Linked DNA regions of Homo sapiens: region 2 is linked to region 1. Evidence: read pairs that join two places in POLR2A ChIA-PET (ENCODE). Cell type or tissue: OCI-LY7. All regions are shown on one strand.

Region 1 (2,500 bases):
TTTACATCTTATGTTAAAATATAGCCACGTTTATTTTACTATTAAACCTTCCCTACTCCAACTCTTTAAAAAAAAAAAAAAAAAAAAAAAAGGATGCCCCTGGATGAGGCACCACATTGATCCTGTGGCTTCGAGTATCCCGGTCAGCAACACAAAGCCGCAGCCAAGGATTCCAGAACAGGACGGTTTCTAAGACCTCTGGTCCTAGCCAGGCCCAGGAAGGGAGCCAGGCTGGACAGGCAGTGGGACCCATGGCTCCCAGTGCTTGAGGACCAAAGGCAACAGGCAGACAGCCTTGACAAGAAGTATCCTGAAAGACGGTCAGGCCAGGGTACCCCAAGGCCAGATAGCTCTTCCCTCAACCCACCCCCCAATAAATAAGCACAAAACCTGGCCACTGTAGTCTCAGCCCCCAGGAATTCCCAGACAGGCCACAGGGAGCTCCCAGAACCCTGGCGACAGCTACACTGGCCCCATATTCTCTTTCCTTATTGACCTGGGAGCTGCCTGTAAGGAGGGCAGACTCACGTCACAGGATTGCAGAGAAGGTCCCAAAGTGACCTCTCTTCCTTGACTGACAGGTCCCAGCCCTAGATCCTCAGTCTGAAGCTGTGGGGCCCTCCTTCCCAGTGTGGACATGGTGGGGCCCTCATCCTTCCTCCCACCCACTGGGCTTGCTGTCCTGTCTATCCTGCTGTCCCATCCTGTCCTGTCCTGGGAGCCCAGGCTGAGGACCGGGGTGCAGGCAGGAAGGGTCCATCCCCATGTGCAGAGTCCAGCTGGGCAGCTAATCATCGGAGTAGCGGTTCCCTGCAGGGGAGGGGAAGAAGAACAGGGAGAGAGGCATCAGGTGAGGAGCAGGCAGAGTAGGCCGAGGGACCCCACCCCTGGTGCTCACCCAGGACGTTGAATTTGCACAGTGGGCAGGTCTGCTGGAGCATCAGCCAGGGGTCCACACAGTCTCGGTGAAACTCGTGCTTACAGGGCAGCACCCGGAGCCACTACAGGGGTGGGGGAGGAAGGGCTCAGGTCACCGAAGCAGGACTCCACGTGGGGGTGCCTGGTCCCATGCCCCTCGCCTCAGCTGGGGAACTGAAACCTCACGGCTTCCCCCACCCCCCTGAAATTCTGCTCTGTGGCCCTGGGGGCTGAAGGAGAAGGGCCTGGTGGTGGTGGTTCCAAGGTCCCAGGAGTAAGGTGGGAGGCATCACAGGTGAGCTGATGGCTGGTCTCTACCCGGGGCACTAGCCTGTTTGTTGCAGAAGTAGTCCAGGCACACCGCACAGGTCTCAGCACCCGGATCTGGGAGGCCCTGCGCTGCCCTGCTCAGCCGGCAGCGCCGTGTCTTGAGGGATGCCAGTCTCCGCACCACGCGGCGCTTAAACAGGTCCACCTGTGGGGAGAGGACGGGCACAGTCTTGCAGGTCCAAGGGCTGAGGGTGCTGGGGCTCCCTGGGGCTGGCTCCCACCTGGCCTCCGAGCTCCCGCTGGCTCTGCCGCGACGCCTGCCGCTGGGCCTGGACCACGAGGCCTGTGCACAGGAGCATGGCCACCAGCAGGATGGCGTTCCACAGCTGCTGCAGGGGTTTCTGGGGAGGGAAGCAGTCATCAGGGACATGGGGCCACCCCCACACGCCTCCCTTAGGAACATCTACCCCCAGGAACGCCAGGGAGCAGGCAGGTGAGGTATGCTGACGGCCTCTGTGTCCCTGCAGTCCCCAGCTTCCTCTTCTGAAGGCTCCGTCTCTTCCATTGTGTGCTTCTCAGGATCACTCACTCTGCCCTACACGTCTTCCCATCCAGCTCCAAGGAGAGCCACATCCATTCCCAGCCCAGGGCTCTCTGGGCAACAAACCTGATGTTTTGCATACACAGAAGCTTCTATCTGGTAGCCTCAGAGACTCCCCAACCCAGCACCCAGCAACCCAGCACCCAGCCTGGGACCTGCTCACTCTCCCACCCCCATCCTCCTGCACTTCCTCCTGGTCGGCTTTCTCAGGCCCTGCCATCAGCCACTCACCCATCCAGCCTGAATGTTCGCACCCCCCTGTACGGGAGGGAGCCAGCCCCCAAGGCCTGTTGCTTCGTTCTCCTGGGTGGGGGTGGGTCTCATGCCCTCCTTGCCACCCACTTCCCACCCACGGTCAGAGGGTTCTCCCCTGCACACCAGGCCCTGCAGCTCCCCTGCCTGAGCTCCTTCCCTGCAGTGCCACTTGCCTCCTCTCAGTGTCTGTGCCTTTCCACACTGTTCCCTGTCTTGGGAACCCTCTTCCACCTTATCCCTTTCCTCGGCTACTGCCTCCACCACATCTTGCTCTAGAAGCTCCCTGACCTCTTATGGCTGGGTGAATGCGCCCCCCTAACCTCCCGCTGCCCCGCCCTCCTCACACCCGCTCTACCCAGCGTTCCCTTGCAGCTGCCCTTGGGGGTCTGTGCGCTCCCATCGGTGGGAGGTAACCATAGCTGATGTGGTCACCACTCTAACCCAGTACCTCCCACC
Region 2 (2,500 bases), 62 kb after region 1:
AGCATTCGGGGATCAGGATTTTTAAGGATAATTTGGTGAGTGGGGGGCCGCCAGTGAGTCAGGAGTGCTGATGGGTTGGGTCGGAGATGAAATCACAGGGAGTGGAAGCTGTCCTCTTGTGCTGAGTCAGTTCCCAGGTGGGAGCCACAAGATCAGATGAGCCAGTTTATTGATCTGTGTGGTGCCAGCTGATCCGTCAAGTGCAGGGTCTGCAAAATACCTCAAGCACCGATCTTAGGCTTTACAATAGCGATGTCACCCCCAGGAGCAATTTGGGGAGGGTCAGAATCTTGTAGCCTCCAGCTGCACGACTCCTAAACCACAATTTATAAACTTTTGGCTAATTTGTTAGTCCTACAAAGGCAGTCTAGTCTCCAGGCAAGAGGGAGGTTTGTTCTGGGAAAGGGCTGTTATCATCTTTGTTTTAAACTATAAACTATAAACTAAGTTCCTTCCAAAGTTAGTTCAGCCTGTGCCGAGGAATGAACAAGGACAACTTGGAGGTTAGAAGCAAGATGAGAACGGGCATGGTGGAGCGCCTGTAATCCCAGCATTAAGGGAGGCCGAGGTGGGCAGATCACTTGAGGTTGAGGTCAGCAGCTCGAGACCAGCCTGGCCAACATGATGAAACCCCGTCTCTACTAAAAATACAAAAATTAGCTGGGCATGATGGTGGGCACCTGTAATCCCAGCTACTTGGGAGTCTGAGGCAAAAGAATCAGTTGAACCCAGGAGGCAGAGGCTGCAGTTAGCCAAGATTGTGCGACTGTACTCCTGCCAGGGCGACAGAGCAAGAGTCGATCTCCAAAAAAAAAAAAAAAAAGCAAGATGTAGTTGGTTAGTTCAGATCTCTTTCACTGTTATAATTTTGCAATGGTAGTTTCAAGCATAAGCTGAGTGTGATGGCTCACGCCTGTAATCCCAACACTTTGGGAGGCCAAGGCAGGTGGATCACCTGAGGTCAGGAGTTTGAGACCAGCCAAGCCAACATGGAGAAACCCTGTCTCTATTATAAACACACAAAAAATTACCCAAGCACGGTGGTGTGTGCCTGTAATCCCAGCTACTCAGGAGGCTGAGGGAAGAGAATCACTTGAACCTGGGAGGCAGAGGTTGCAGTGAGCTGAGATCACGCCACTGCACCCCAGCCTGGGCAACAGAGAGGGACTCCATCTCCAACAAACAAACAAACAAACAAAAAACATATATTAAACAATTACTCATCAGTTTTGGAAAGAAGTGGGCAGTTCCCCTAACTGACGGTTCCTCCTCTTTTTAGACCATATAGGGTAATGTCCTGATGTTGCCATGGCATTTGTAAACTGTTGTGGTGCTGGTGGGAGTGTCTTTTAGCATGCTAATGTACTATAAGTAGCATATCATGAGCAACGAGGATGATCAGAGGTCACTTTCTTTGCCATCTTGGTTTTAGTGGTTTTCGGCTGGCTTCTTTACCACATCCGGTTTTGTGTTATGTTGGGTTTTTGGTTTTTTTTGTTTTTTTTTTTTTGAGACGGAGTCTTGCTCTGTCACCCAGGCTGGAGTGCAATGGTGTGATCTTGGCTCACTACAACCTCTGCCTCCCAGGTTCAAACAATTCTCCTGCCTCAGCCTCCTGAGTAGCTGGGATTACAGGCACATGCCACCATGTCCTGCTAATTTTGTATTTTTAGTAGAAACGGGGTTTCACTATGTTGGTCAGACTGTCTCGAACTCCTGACCTCAAGTGATCCACCTGCCTCGGCCTCCCAAAGTGCTGGGATTACAGGTGTGAGCCACCGCACCCAGCCACCACATCCTGTTTTATCAGCAAACTTTTTGTGACCTGTATCTTGTGCCAACCTTCTATCTCATCCTGTGACTAAGAATGCCTAACCTCCTGGGAATGCAGCCCAGTAGGTCTCAGCTTTATTTTACCCAGTCCCTACTCAAGATGGAGTCACTGTGGTTTGAAAGTCTCTGATGTTAGGATTGGGGAAGACGCTTGACTGCCAGAATCAGAGGTTGGACACTAAACATAGGGACAGGCTGACATGGGAGGCTGGAGGTGGGCACACGGCTGCTGTGGGATAGAGGGATAGAGAGGACATAAACCCAGAGTCAGTGTCCTGTTGGTTCTACCCCATTTCAGCACCTGTCACTTGGAGTGGACCCCTCGTACTTTTCTTAGCTCCTACTCTCGTATCTATCTCCCTCTTCCCTTCTCCCAGGGGACGAGTGCCAAATGGTCTCTCCCTGCCATTTTGATATCTTCTCTCCAGTCCTGCTCACTCTCTCTCTATATATATTATTTTTCATGAGAAGCAGTCTCGCTCTGTCACCCAGGCTGGAGTGCAGTGGTACGATCTCGGCTCACCGCAACTTCTGCCTCCTGGGTGCAAGCGATTCTTCTGCCTCAGCCTCCCGAGTAGCTGGGATTACAGGCGCCTGCCACCACGCCTGGCTAATTTTTGTATTTTTAGTAGAATTGGGGTTTCACCATGTTGGCCAGGCTGGTCTT

Evidence for each region. Peaks named below come from ENCODE experiments on the same cell type or tissue, not always from the same donor. Only the 100,000 strongest peaks of a DNase experiment are listed, where the experiment ranks them.
Region 2: POLR2A ChIA-PET joins it to region 1 with 5 read pairs; 2 of 35 experiments call an interaction of 5 or more read pairs at or near these places.

The regions. Positions count from the first base shown.
Region 1 is chr22:30,378,813-30,381,312 of GRCh38, forward strand. RNF215 (ring finger protein 215) reads right to left here. Exons shown (of 9, transcript NM_001017981.2): 6 at 1,470-1,589; 7 at 1,250-1,393; 8 at 899-1,001; 9 at 9-810. The coding sequence ends at 788. Among named protein-coding and RNA genes, the nearest start is that of KIAA1656, 2.2 kb to the left of the region's middle. In OCI-LY7, no CTCF peak of the experiment used is centred here; a DNase peak (open chromatin) is centred at 1,059.
Region 2 is chr22:30,441,192-30,443,691 of GRCh38, forward strand. No RefSeq gene overlaps it. Among named protein-coding and RNA genes, the nearest start is that of MTFP1, 17 kb to the left of the region's middle. RefSeq lists an enhancer at 1,469-1,518. In OCI-LY7, no CTCF peak of the experiment used is centred here; a DNase peak (open chromatin) is centred at 1,420; H3K4me3 peaks cover 488 bases.